Regions from separate parts of the Homo sapiens genome. Here all the other regions are linked to region 4. The links are chromatin contacts, found by Hi-C or POLR2A ChIA-PET in ENCODE. All regions are on one chromosome and are shown on one strand. The core of a region is the stretch at or near the end of the contact, and the rest is flanking DNA. Distances in the headings are between cores, read along the strand shown. Region 1 overlaps ARID5B (AT-rich interaction domain 5B). Region 2 has its middle 110 kb from the start of REEP3. Region 3 overlaps ARID5B (AT-rich interaction domain 5B). Region 4 has its middle 37 kb from the start of EGR2. Region 5 has its middle 200 kb from the start of REEP3.

Region 1 (2,700 bases), core at 125-2,624, 910 kb before region 4:
TTGGTTGATGTCAGACAGTAACATTTTAGATATGGCAGCCTGATTGTCACCTGCACATTTAGAGACAATTATTAGACTAGTGGTTTTCCTTCTAAAGCCAAAGAGTTTTTTGATAATCTTCCTATATATACTGTTACACCCCCCAGTTTTGTGAACACACAATAACTAGTCTTATGACTTGCGGTAATGCTGAATAATACATCTGTTGTGTTACTTTCCTAATGTATGATCTAAGTTGTATTACCATTGTCTTATGTTTTCCTTAACATTAAAACCTTTCTTTTGTTTGTTTAATTTTGTGTGTGTGTGTTATGGAATATACTGTTACTAATAAAAAATTAAACAGGAAACCCACAGGGGACAAAAGGATGTGTAGATGGTTAAGCTTGATGTCACACATATAAACAAGAGTATTTATAGCAAGGTTTATGTTTAAAATTGTGTTTAAAATGGATAATTTATTAATGAACAGGAAAATAAGTCTAATTTCTTAATTCCACCCAAAGAAATAAAAGGTTGATCCTCTTGGATTCTAAAAAAAAAGAAGGTCCATATTCTACCTTTTTGCAGTTGATTCCAGAAGAAATTGGTTTATAGTGAATATTCACAGTACTTGCAGGTGGTTTGGCCTGGAAAATCTAGATGAGTGGTTTTTAAATTTAGTTGCTTATTAGACTCAAGAAAGAAATTTAAAAAACAATACTGATTACTGAGACCAGCTTTTCTAGATTCTTCATTCAGTAGGAGTAAGGAAAGGCCAATGAATGTGTATTGATAAAAAGGTTCCTGGCCGGGTGCGGTGGCTCACGCCTGTAATCCCAGCACTTTGGGAGGCCGAGGCAGGTGGATCACCTGAGGTCAGGAGTTCAAGACCAGCCTGGCCAACATGGTGAAACCCCATCTCTACTAAAAATAGAAAAATTAGTCACGTGTGGTGGCAGGGGCCTGTAATCTCAGCTACTTGGGAGGCTGAGGCAAGAGAATTGCTGGAACCTGGGAGGCAGAGGTTGCAGTGAGCCGAAATCATCACACCTTTGCACTCCAGCCTGGGCGACAACAGCGAGGCTCTGTCTCAAAAACAAAACAAAACAAAACAAAAAAGGCTTTTAGGTTGAGTCTGATTTTGTTTGTTTGTTTTGGTCTCATTTTGGAGACAGCTTTATGATTAGTGCTGAAGAAGGGAAAATGATCAACAGGAGAGTTGATTGGGAGGCTCTCTCCTGGGGCACAAGAAACACCATGTACTTAAAAAATTTTTAATGTAAAATACCCCTTTAAGGATAGAATTTAGGGCCTTGAAATTCTACTCAGTTGCTATGAACTGTGGGGAATTTGAGACAAATAGCTTTTGTAATTGGAATGCACACTGTGTTGTAATAATGTGGAAAGAGAAACAAAAACTTTCCTTAATGTAATGAGTTTCCATTATCTGCCTAATCTAAGGTTTGTAAGTCTACATTGTCAGGATTTATATTGAGGAGATAGGGGGTGTCATTTTCTGTACACATTCCTGTCCCCACAACTTTCTCTTCAGCCTCTTCTATAACATCAAAATATTTGTTGTCTGTACTTTTCTTTCTCCGCAGTGGTTTTCTTATCTCCTTTTCTGTTGGTCACACTGAAACCACCTCCAATACCACATTGTTAATGGAAATTCACACACTTATTAGGTTTTTCCTTCTGTAGAACCCTTCCAACTCCTCATTGTTCTTACCAAAGAAAGAAGATGAACTGTGAGATTATTTGAGGCCCCCCCCCTTTTTTTCTGGTGGAAGTAAGCAAAGAACGGAAAGATCTCACCTTTCTATGGATAAAGTAAAACTCCAACATGTTATCGTTTTTTAACTGAGTTATTTCATAATGTTGAAACATGAATAATAACAAAATAATTAGATTGGTTCTTAGAGAAGGGATTTTAAAATATAAAAGCTCATTAAAGCACTTTTCTTGCTTAGTGTTTAGGTAGAATAAGTTCGCTTTAATTCCAGTTTGTGTCACTTCCTGTCTCTCTCTGAATAGTAAAAAAAAAAAACAAGAATGTTCTCACAAATGTGTGTCTGCCAACAAATTAATACTCCACAAAGAGAAACTCTGCCCCACATGGCAGCTTCCAATAAATGCTCTGATTCAAATCACAACTCTTTCATTTTTTTTTTATCCCCTTCCCCCTTGAGGGAGCACATTTAGACAATATTTGAGGATGTCATCTTTCTGCTTTTTAAAACTCTCTAGAGTTTTCATTTAAGACTCTTAATGGTTGATGACTAAAACTACAGATCTGGATAGTGGAAAAACTAATAATCTTAAAAAACACTTCTGAAATGTGGTAAAGTGCATTCATTCTCTTCCCTCCTCTTTGTCCTTTTCAAAGAAAGAAAGTTCAATATGAAACCAATGCAAATTATGACTTTACTCAGTGAGATATTTTACCTTCTTTCAGACTGTTTCATACTGAAGTTTATAAAAAAAAAAGAAAAATAACTATGTTAAAATAGGAGGGTTAAGGAATGTATTATTCATAAGCATAATGAACACAAGAACCTGTTTTTCCAGAAGAATTGGGTTGATTAAATCATTCACCACACAAGCCTCTAGTTATTTATTTTTGTCTTTAGAATTACAGTACTTAGCTTTTATAATAAAGTGGACTTGATACCCATATTTGGTATGGCAGTTGAAAGTAGTCAAATGAAGAATTAT
Region 2 (2,700 bases), core at 201-2,700, 780 kb after region 4:
AACATTAAACAATATGCAAAAGTACTTGGGGTGTTTACAATAGCTTAAATTCTAAAATTAAAAAGGACATTGAAGACTGAGAAGGGGAAAAACACCTTAATTTTGTAATCTTAATAGAAAGAAAAATGTGTCCTAAAAGCAGGAGTAAATAAATGTCATTAAAAAGGTGTATCTTCCAAAGTGCAAAGACACGTTACAAGAAATCAGGTTGCTCTTTGACCCACCAGTCTCAAAGCACATTAGACTGCAGCAAGTAATAATTGCTTCCTCATTTAGATTAGACAATGAGTGCTCTCTGCAAGCTGCTCTCCTCTAAATAGATTGTAGAGAGTAATTGAAACAAGTTATATGGGGAAGTGGAGTGACCGATTCCTCAAAGTGTGGGAGCAGAGCTATGGTAACCTCTTGAGCCTGGCCTTCATCCTGTTCCTATTTAGGGAATCCGCGGGGCAGCCAGTGTTGAGTGCAGTCTGCAGTTCGCCGGCTTTATTGTTCAGACTTGAAGAGAAGGTCACATGCCCTCTTTGACAGAGAGGTTTATGGGCTCTCTCTAATTAGCAGCACCCTCCACCAGACAGACTGTTGGCCACTTTCCAAGAACGGGACTTGGTAGCGGCCACTGATGAAGGAGAAAACAAGGTTATTTACCCTGCGACTGTAATTCTTGGCACAAATTCTCCCTTTACACTCAGACACGTTTTTTCTTTTGTTCCAACTTGCCTTTGGAATCCTGATTAGGGCGTTAAGAGAGGGAAATGCAGCTATATATTTAGTGGTGTAAGCAACCCATATGTTGGCCTTAGATACTTTTGACTATTCTAAGACCTCATACCAAAAGAGAGAAAGAAAAAGGAAAACGAAAAGGGCAGCGTAGTCGAGCGTTGCTTGCAAATGTAACTGCTTAAGCACATGCCCACACACAACTCCAGAAAAGGAAGTTTAATTTGCAACATCTATAAAATAACGACAGTTGTATGGTAGGACACAGAAATCCCAGCGGTAAAGTGTGATTGGGCTTAGCTATTATTGGAGTGTTAAAAGAGTACCGGGAATATATTTGGCTTGTCCTGTTCTGTCAGTTCTGTAGGCCGGTGGATTAAGCTGATAGAAATGCTTTTTGGTTGATTTAAACCAGATGCTCCGACTATTTTTGTCCCGTTTGCAGGCGCAGAAGCTCTGCATAAGGCAATACTGCCCCCCTCGGCCGACCGCCAACTGCAAGGCGTAGGAGACTGCTCTCCACTAGCCACCTCGGCCATAAAACCCTTTCAAGTCCCTATTATTATTCCAGGCACATTCCAAGGGGATTGAGTCACAGAGTTCACTTGGCTTTTCTCCTGCCCTGAACTGCCTGTACCAGGTGGAATACGACTCTCAACTTCAAATATGGAATCCAAAAGCAGTCAAAGAGCGCTTTAGAGCAAGCCCCAGATGCGAACTCTACTGCCACTTCTCCCCCTCCCCCAACTGGGGTTTGCTGGCTGCGCAGCTGTAGTCCCACGCCAGCACTAAGGTCGCCTGGTCGACAAATGAGGGTTTTCTTTGGGGCATCCTGTAGAGCTGTCCTATTTTCTCTACCACTTTGAGAAGCCCCAAGGGCTGCTTGGCGGCGAGGCACAGACTGGGCTGAAAACTTTTCCGTTGGGCAGTGCGTCCCGGAGACCCAGGAGGCCCAGGCCGGGAGCCCAGGGGGCTGGAGGTTCTGCTGGCTTTTAAGTCTGCTAGGAGGGAAAACTCCCAGCCCCTCCCACGCGTCCTCCCAGACTCGCCGGCCGCCTGCCCCGGGCGGGGAACGCGCACATCTGGCGGCCCAGGAGCCACATCTGATGCACTAACCCCCGCACCCAGATGTCCAAGAGGCCGGGGGAGTCAAAGAACGCCAGGGGCGGGGCGACCGCGGCTGCGGCTCCTCCCTCGGGCAGAGGGAGTCCAGATGCGAGGGACGCCCTCCAGAGCCGAGCTGGGCCGGCCGGGCAGCTAGGGTGCTGGGAGGTTGCGGTGCAGGGTGGGTGGGTGCAGTGAGGCTGGAGCCACGCTGGGGGGGCTGGGCTGGCGGGGGGAGGCTGGAGCCGCGCCGGGGAGAGGGAGGCGGCGGTTGGGTGCTGGAGGGCGCTGGTGCCGTGCCAGTGGGCGGTGGCGCCTTACGCCACCCGCCCCACCCCCGTCACCGTGCCCGCCCCACTGCGTGGGATTTTACAACCTAGGTCCCCGGGAGGTGGTGGTGGAGGGAGGGGCGGCGGGGACGTTTCCGGGGCGGGGGAGGGGCGCACTGCTCCAGAACTGGACCGAGGGCGGGGCTCCCCTCTGCTTCTCCCCTCTGTTCCAGCGCTGAGACGCAGGCCTTTCCTGGCGCGAAGCGACTCGCCCCGGAGCTCCCCTGCACCGTCCTGGGTGTCAGGACGCGTCAACCCAGATGACCCGACCCGGAGATCCTGGATCCTCTGCCCTCTTCCCCCTACCAAGTCCTTAACCGGAGAGGGAGGAGCTACCAATGTCCTCCAGACGTTCTCCAAAGCCCGAGCTGCCGGGAGAAGCTTGCTCAAGGCGGGTGCGCCCCTCAGACGTTTGTTTGCACGCAGGGGTTTTGACGTTTCGCTAAGCAACAGCGTTTGCCAGGGAATCAGGGCTGTTTCGAAGAGCTTGCGTCTATTTGATGCTCCCATCTTGAACAAATCGTTTCCATTCGATTTGTTTAACCAA
Region 3 (2,700 bases), core at 19-2,518, 800 kb before region 4:
TCCCCTGGTTGCCGTGGGCTGGGGGAGGTAGGCATTTTGATTAGTCAACAGAAAGACTTCCTACCTCCCAGTTTGGCCTGTTATGAGTAAAGGACAGATGATTAAGCACCCACGTCATTGAGGCTGAGATTTCATAGTGGGTGACACAATGACATAGTTTACTCTGCTTGTGTCAAAAATAGACCAGCTGAACCGTCCTCTTTCTGAATGTGTTCATCTAAATGTGTTTTGGAGATTAACAGAGGATGAAATTAGAAATAGCTAGAATTAATCTTTTTAGTTATGTATTTTTCAAAGTCACTTCTAATTTACATTAGACTAAAATTAAAGATACATAGCAAAATATTTAGATGTATACATATGCCCACAAGCATTTATATACTTTTAAAGATCTCTGTTAACATAGAATGAAAGTAAATTCTACGCTGTTGTTCAAGACCCAGGTCAATTTTTTACCTAAGCATTCTTTGGAATCTTGAAAGTGCATGCATGCCTGAAGTATTTTGCACGACAAAGGGTAAAGTATCACTTTATATTTTTAGACTTACCTTTCTGACTTTTGTGGGCTTGGGTCAGATTTCCATGGTTCTGTTTACTGCATTTAGGTGTTATTTTTGTGCTAAAGACAGCAATCGTCCCTTTAGGATTTTAGTTGACGAACAGATTTCAACTGACACCAGTTTCCAGATCAAATAACTAAACTTCTGAAAATGGGACCATTTTGATTAGTGGTGAATTTGGAAGAGTCTGATGTAGAAAAAAAAAAACATGAGTTAAGTTCTGTGTTGACAGTCTACTGTTTCTCTGCCATGTACTCTACCTCCTTCCCAGTGTAATGAAGTAAATCTTAGACTTTCACATTCTAAAAAATCTTATCTTTAAGCATCATTGTTTCATTAGGAAATTTTAAGGACTTTTTTGCTTAGAATTTCTTCATACTTCTAAGATTCCAAAGGGTTAAGAAGAGATCAACCAGTAGAAATGTGTATTTTCCAGTTTCTTGCTGAAAACAAATCTCTTTCCCTAAAGTTATTGTTGTTTTGCACATTTAACTTTCTGCGAATTAACTCCACATGGATGCCATGAATGACATTTTCTTGTAAGTTGGACACCTCAGCCCTAGAACTATCTACCTAGGACTTTGGTTTCCATCGTCTTGAAGGATGTCAGCAGGAACAGTTCATTCCCTACTATGTAGTTTGCAAGATCCTGCAGAATGGCGCAAGAAGGTTTCAAGACCATAACATTCAGCAGAGCTTGTACTGCCCATGCCTTCTGTTGGTGCCCAGCCCATCCTTCTTGGTTGACAGCATTTGTTTACTCCAGCATATTCTGTACCTGAGCCCGGCAGGATAAAGCTCCTTCCCATGCCACTTGGAATCACCACCAAGGTCTGCTTCTGAGAATTTTACAGAACTCATACAATTGATCTGAAAGAGCAGACCTCCAATGTTTCTTTCCATGGAAGGCAGCTCAGAACTCACTGTTGGGTTCACAAAGCCGAGAAGAACAAGAGCCTGCTATACAGATGGGCCATATTTGATGTTCACTGACTTCTTAACAAGAAGGATAGAAGTCAGTCCTGGGTTTTCTAAGTGACGCCTTTACTCCATCCCCGCAACAGTGCTGCCCGTCAGAATCTTTACAAAGAGATGGATCATTCTTCCACCGTTGGTGTTCAATGGTGAACAGATGAATGTCATGCTGCAGTCAGCTCCTAGGGACTGGTCTAATGGCTTGGCTCTTTTCAGAGTCTTGGATTACAGTCATGCCTTGGCTGCTTCCAGTGGGTCTGGCAAGACCACTTAAGCAAAAAGATCAGTAGGTATGAAGTGTGACGAGCTTGTCTGTTGACACCAACAGGCAGATGTAAAATCCCTACAGAATGAACAAGCCACATCTGGGATGAGGACAGTCATTAAAAAGCATGTGTGTCTTAACATGGTCTTTTCTCATGAAACACTGCAGTAGAGATTATGAGTCTGTGACCATCTAATCATCTGTTGAATTGAAAGCAGCATCTTAGAGGACAGTGAGCTGTTTGACTTTGTGACCAAGACCCATGTGACTGTTTCTTTTTAAAAGTGCCTCAAACAGACCATTTCTAACTAAGCACCAACTTCATGCAGCTCCACACAGCAAAGCTCTTAGAGTGGGACCCACTGGGTTTGTTGTGTTCATGACTGGAAAAATAAGTCAAGTGATTTGCCGGTCGCCATCAAAACGTTGCACTCCCTCAATGAGAACATGAAAACCAGCTTTGCAAGACCATGTTTTCCAACGGAGAGAGAATTACATGGCTCCCCAAAGACAGCAAGTGTCACGTGGGGAGGAAACTACCAGTTCTTTGAAGATCTCATGACTGTGTTCAGCCCAAATCCTGCCATTTTTTTCTGGAATAATCTTAAAGCAGTGAACCTGAGGCCCAGGCCTTTCATAGAGTGATCTATAACAGAAATCTTCATGGCATAGGACCCTAATAAAAGGCCTACATTGATAGAAGGCAAATTATTTTTAATATCCCGTATGCATTTTCTGAAGGGCAGAAGTGTATTACAGGTGGTTTATATTCTAAAAGGAACACAAAAAAGGAAACTGTGGTGGGAAGTGTGTTCATTTAAACCATAAACATACTTTCTATATTTCACAAATGTGATACTTTCATTATTTTCAATATTTTTCCTCTCATTTGGTCCTCAG
Region 4 (2,700 bases), core at 69-2,568:
TTTCTCCAAATAGGCAGAGAGCTCAAGAGAGAAGAGGTTGTCATTTAGTCTGATTATTTAGGGGATCATAGCAATTGAAAGGCAGAAATGACCTCAAATGCCATTCTAATCTGAGTTTTCATTTTACTCAGAGGAACCTGAGTCCCAGACACTTGCATGAGGTCCCATGAAGTCAGTGACAGAGATGAGACTAGAACAAAGTTATTTTCAGTTCTGAGGCACAGCTCTATTCAAGAAACTTCGCTTTACATTCTACCTCATGACTTTACTGCTATTCCTTTTTTTTTTTTTTTTTTTTTTTTGAGACAGAGTCTAGCTCTGTCACCCAGGCGCTGCAGTGCAGTGACACGATCTTGGCTCACTGCAACCTCCATCTCCTGGGTTCAAGTGCTTCTCCTGCCTCAGCCTCCTGAGTAGCTGGGATTACAGGTGTCCACCACTGTGCCCGGCAAATTTTTGTATTTTTAGTAGAGATGGGGTTTTGCCGTGTTGGCCAGGTTGGTCTCAAACTCCTGACCTCAGGTGATCCACCTGCCTTGGCCTCCCAAAATGCTGGGATTACAGGCGTGAGACACCGCACCCGGCCTGATATTCCATTTTCATGAGGAAAAGGAAGCAAGTGGGAATGAATTAAGATGAAACACCAGTATGTAGAGATGATATTCCAGTGAAGTCAGGATTTAAGGTGAAAACTCTGCCTGGTCAGGTTGATTCTTGGCAATATCTCAACTAGACACCATGCTGGAGACCAGCAGGGGCCCCCTCTCTGAGACAAATGCAACCAGCTTTCCTATCCAGTGTTGGGAAAATGCACTGCTTCTTTAGTTGAGCACAAAGTATTTGGCTTATACCTAGGGGCTGTGCTGGATAAAAAACACATATCTCATAAAATCACACCCAGGGTGGGTTGACTTCAGCTCTTGCAGGATTGAAAGCAGCAACCTCAGTTCCTCTGACCACACAGGAACCACAGTGCCCTCCTGCCCCTCTAGACAGTTCCACATTTTGCCTCAGTCAAATTTCACCTTTGCAAGATTTCCTGCAGAACCTCCCTAGAGTCAGTCTTTCCCCTCTCTGTGGCCTCATTACCCATAGTTTTAGATTCTGTTTCTAGTACTTCATCAAAGTATTTTAAAATATTTCCACATAATCAGAGCACTTAGAGTCATGTATATTTCCTTCTTTTTTGTCAAATATAGATCTTTATATTTTACAGCTTTATTGAGGTATAATTGACCAAAAAACTGTATAAATTTAAGCTGTGCATGTGACGTTTTGATGTACGTTGTGAAACAGTCACCACAATCAAGCTAATTAACACATCCGTCACTTCACATAGTCATCCTTGTGTGTGTTTGTGGAGAACACTTAAGATCGGTTCACTTAGCAAATTTCAAGTCTATAATACAGCGTTATTAACTATAGTCACCCTGCTGTACATTTGATCTTCAGAACTTTTCAGAGTCCTTTGTATTTCTAAAGCAGCCTTTGAATTTGGGAACGGAATAGAAACAGCATTGGACAGTAGTCAGAAGACTTGGATTCGAATGTGTATGGTTAGGGCCCAGATAAGAAACAGATGACATATTCAATGGAAACTAGTAAGTAAAAAGGGACTATGTAGCAAGGCATGAGCCAGGTTCAGCAGGCTGGAGTTAGCAACAACGGAAGCCTGGTCACTCCTGGGGTGAAAGGAACCACAGGATGGAGCTGCGGCTTTGGGTCGAAAAATGCAACCGCTACTGAATCACATCCCAGAAGGGAAGCTGTTGATGGAGTAAATACCCCAGCCTTGCCCTCTACTCATCCTCCAATCTCTTGCCTTTGCCTCCCACCCAGAAGGCTAGAGAACCTGATCCATGTAGTTTACAGAGCTGGCTGGCAAAGGGAGCCAGGCCAATAAAGATGATCCAGCACAGGCTGCAGCTGAATCACTTCAGACAAACCTCTCCACTCTCTGATCCTCAGGATTTGTATTAGTAAAAACAAGTGGGTTGATCATCAGGAAGTGTCTCTGCTGCCTTCCTGCCTAACGTCCAATGACGCTATGACTGTAGGTAAAATAATGCACACATATTGATTTTTTAGATTTCCAGGGGCAGATATTCTCAATAAACCAGGACATAACTGCTGCTGTTAAAATGCTTCTTGAAACAGAATATGTGGAAATAGAAAGTCATGTCTTTATAACATAATTCAATGCTTAATACATTTCTGAGAAAAACAAGCTAGTCATTATTCTTTACTTTAAAAAAAAGTTACTTTTTTCAGCCTTGTTTATGCAACATCCCAATGTATGTCTTGAAAAATTATTCAATTCTTTTTTTTTTTTTTTTTTTTTTTGATGGAGTCTCGCTCTGTCGCCAGGCTGGAGTGCAGTAGCACAATCTCGGCTCACTGCAAGCTCCACCTCCCGGGTTCAAGCAATTCTCCTGCCTCAGCCTCCTGAGTAGCTGGGACTACAGGGGCACACCACCACACCCAGTTAATTTTTGTAGTTTTAGTAGAGATTGGGTTTCACCATGTTGCCCAGGATGAGCTCAATCTCTTGACCACATGATCTGCCCACCTCAGCCTCCCATAGTGCTGGGATTACAGGCGTGAACCACCTTGCCTAGCCTATTCAATTCTTTTTTATGCCTAGGCCTTTGTTTAGACCCTTGGTCTCGAAATGACCTAGTCATCTTATCTAACCTATGT
Region 5 (2,700 bases), core at 124-2,623, 870 kb after region 4:
TCCTTGTTTGTTTGTTTCTTATTTTTAATACATGGTTTCTTATTTTTAATACATGGTTTCACTCTGTTGCCTCACTGCAGCCTTAACCTCCTGGGCTCAAGTGATCCTCAATCTCAGTCTCCGGAGCAACTGGGACTACAGGAATATGCACCATACCTGGCTAATTGTGTGTGTGTGTGTGTGTGTGTGTGTGTGTGTGTGTGTGTGTGTGTGTATTTGGTACACATGAGGTCCCACTATGTTGCCCAGGCTGGTCTTGAATTCCTGGGCTCCTGCCTGGGCCTCCCAAAGTGCTGAGATTGCAGGCATGAGCCACTGTGCCTAGCCCCTGTTTTCAGGTATTAAAAATGTTAGTCTGGGCTGGGCATGGTGGGTCACGCCTGTAACTCCACTACTTTGGGAGGCTGAGTGGGAGGATCACTTGAGGCCAGGAGTTTGAGACCAGCCTGAGCAACCTAGCAAGACCCTGTCTGTATTAAAAAAAAAAATTAGCTGGGTGTGATGGTGCATGCCTATAGTCCCAGCTACTTAGGAGGCTGAGGTGGGAGGATCACTTGAGCTCAGGAGATTGAGGTTACAATGAGCTATGAGTGCACCACTGTCCTCCAGCCTGGGTGACAGAGTGAGACCCTGTATTAAAAAAACAAAACAAAACAACGCCCTCCCCAGCCAAAAAAAAACTTAGTCCAATCTCATATATAGCTTGAATCTTCTCTCCTTAACTCTTCTTACTTCTGACTCTGAGGAAGGAGAGCATGACTGTTCTTTCAGTGTTTTTCTGACTATTTCTCATCTCTTTCCTGCTTTCTAATTCCTCTAGTATAGAATCCAGCATGCAGATCAGAGAAAGAGGAGCAAAGTGTCACTGTACTTAGCTGGTATTGTATGTGATTCTCTCATGGATAATACTGGCTGGGACTCATTCCCTCTGTTAATCTGAGAATTCACATAGAGCTTCTCCAGGGCACCCTGTGGGGATGCAGGGGGTTCCTCCTATTCTGGTCATTCTCCAGTTGCTTCTGAAAATCTTCTCTCAGCTTTTGCCCCACATGTTCTGGGCTTCACTCTACACAGCTTCTTCCTGCTGGGGACCCCTGGCTTCAGGCAGTAGTTCTTTTGGTCAGGGTCTGTTCCAGATGATGCATGTCTTGCTACTCTCTTCAGGTTCCCTTGGTCAATGGGAAAACACTGTCCATCCTTTTCCTCCCTAAAGCTTAACCATCTAATCAGCCCTCTCTCCCACCCTGTAATTGCATGCTGCTCCAGCCAGTCTCTTGCCTTCAGCGTTCTTGAGATGGATGGAAACCAGGCAAAGATGCCAGCAAATGCCTGTGGATGCTCTTTGGCTCTCCTAAGAACACTTGTTGTTCTCTATGGTCTGGAAGCAGCACCAGGGCCTGTGATGTCAGGGCTCTGTAAACATCCAGCCAGGAAGTGAGATACAAATCTTTCTCGTAGGCATTTCTGGTCCCTGTGACTGATTTGCTTGGACTCCTTCACTTGGCTTAGCAGTAGGGAGGGAGGGAAAAAGCCAAAGCTTTTCTAGTTCTAAAAATGCCTTTCAAAGCACCTCATAGGCCGGGCAGAGAGACGCACGCCTGGAATCCCAGCACTTTGGGAGGCCAAGGTGGGTGGATCACCGGAGATCAGGAGTTTGAGACCAGCCTGGCCAACATGGTGAAACCCTGTGTCTACTAAAAATAAAAAATTAGCCAGGTGTGGAGGTAGGCACCTGTAATCCCAGCTACTCGGGAGGCTGAGGCAGGAGAATCACTTGAACCCAGGAGGCGGAGGTTGCAGTGAGCCAAGATCGTGCCACTGCACTCTAGCCTGGGCAACAGAGCGAGACTGTGTCTCAAAAACAACAAAAAACAAAAAACAAAGCACCCCATAATGAATGTATAGCCTTCTCTTAAATTGGCTGAAGGTAATTAATGAAGTTTTATTTATTTATTTTTATTTATTTATTATTGCCTGTCTTTTGGCATTTTCTCCACATCCTCACCAACACTTGTTATTTTCTGTGTTTCGTTTTGAAGTTTGGTATTTTAAGGATGAGCTTGGGCATTTTAAAATAAAATTCTGCAGAAATGTACCTAGTGGGTCTCTTTGGCTTCAGGGTCTTAGCTGAATTTCAAAGATAATAAGAGAAGGCCATTCTCTCTGTTCTTAATCATGTTAGGATACAAGAAGATAGCCGTCTGCAAACCAGGATGCAGGCTGTCATCAGACACCAGATCTGCCAGCACCTTAGTTTTAGACTTCTCAGCCTTCAGAATAACTGTCTATAAGGGAACACTTGAATTCATCGGAGAAGAGATGATAAGTGCCAGAAGTAATTGAGGAGAGGGTTCGAGGCAGCTTGCTCAGCTGAGAGCTGACTGAGAGCTGAGAGGTTTCTGGCCTTGGGGAAACAGTGAGAGAGAAATCCCCAGAGCTCCAAAATGGGTTTTTACGATCTTGGCTATGGGAGGAACCCCTGACCCACTGGGGCCTCATGCCTGACATACGGAGCTGCCTAAAGATTGCACAGGAATCTTGCTCCAGAAAGGGAACCCACACAGAATCCCACGGGCATCTGAGCCTGGAGCAGTCTCAGCTGGGAGCCACTTTGAGAGCCCAGATACCAGGGATCTACAGACACAGCTGCAGCTGCTCCAAGGAGGAAGAGGCAAGACTGGGCGCTCCCATGCACCCTCG

The links. Hi-C counts contacts between places; a loop is a spot of excess contacts on that map. ChIA-PET counts read pairs that join two places held with the same protein, here RNA polymerase II (POLR2A). Pooled maps may share reads with other maps.
Region 1: a loop to region 4 is called in a pooled map, with 17 times the contacts of the local background. The contact joins two enhancer-like sites. A Hi-C loop is called at or near these places in 1 of 37 single-sample maps with no recorded cell type and 7 of 50 pooled maps. POLR2A ChIA-PET finds 5 or more read pairs at or near these places in 1 of 52 experiments (BJ).
Region 2: a pooled map shows a loop between it and region 4 (5-fold over the local background). The contact joins two enhancer-like sites. A Hi-C loop is called at or near these places in 3 of 37 single-sample maps with no recorded cell type and 7 of 50 pooled maps.
Region 3: a pooled map shows a loop between it and region 4 (10-fold over the local background). The contact joins two enhancer-like sites. A Hi-C loop is called at or near these places in 1 of 37 single-sample maps with no recorded cell type and 9 of 50 pooled maps. POLR2A ChIA-PET finds 5 or more read pairs at or near these places in 1 of 52 experiments (OCI-LY7).
Region 5: a loop to region 4 is called in a pooled map, with 2.9 times the contacts of the local background. The contact joins two enhancer-like sites. A Hi-C loop is called at or near these places in 2 of 37 single-sample maps with no recorded cell type and 3 of 50 pooled maps.

What each region holds. Positions count from the first base shown.
Region 1 is chr10:61,941,722-61,944,421 of GRCh38, forward strand. The region is part of intron 3 of ARID5B (AT-rich interaction domain 5B); the gene reads left to right. Among named protein-coding and RNA genes, the nearest start is that of ARID5B, 41 kb to the left of the region's middle. Within about 2 kb of position 1,375, at least 13 of the 41 ENCODE cell types and tissues checked have a DNase peak (open chromatin) inside an H3K27ac peak, as active enhancers do.
Region 2 is chr10:63,628,366-63,631,065 of GRCh38, forward strand. No RefSeq gene overlaps it. Among named protein-coding and RNA genes, the nearest start is that of REEP3, 110 kb to the left of the region's middle. RefSeq lists enhancers at 651-860, 1,251-1,430, 1,441-1,490 and a silencer at 1,961-2,290. Within about 2 kb of position 1,451, at least 41 of the 41 ENCODE cell types and tissues checked have a DNase peak (open chromatin) inside an H3K27ac peak, as active enhancers do.
Region 3 is chr10:62,051,168-62,053,867 of GRCh38, forward strand. The region is part of intron 5 of ARID5B (AT-rich interaction domain 5B); the gene reads left to right. Among named protein-coding and RNA genes, the nearest start is that of ARID5B, 150 kb to the left of the region's middle. RefSeq lists an enhancer at 1-515. Within about 2 kb of position 1,269, at least 2 of the 41 ENCODE cell types and tissues checked have a DNase peak (open chromatin) inside an H3K27ac peak, as active enhancers do.
Region 4 is chr10:62,852,198-62,854,897 of GRCh38, forward strand. No RefSeq gene overlaps it. Among named protein-coding and RNA genes, the nearest start is that of EGR2, 37 kb to the left of the region's middle. Within about 2 kb of position 1,319, at least 4 of the 41 ENCODE cell types and tissues checked have a DNase peak (open chromatin) inside an H3K27ac peak, as active enhancers do.
Region 5 is chr10:63,721,303-63,724,002 of GRCh38, forward strand. No RefSeq gene overlaps it. Among named protein-coding and RNA genes, the nearest start is that of REEP3, 200 kb to the left of the region's middle. Within about 2 kb of position 1,374, at least 9 of the 41 ENCODE cell types and tissues checked have a DNase peak (open chromatin) inside an H3K27ac peak, as active enhancers do.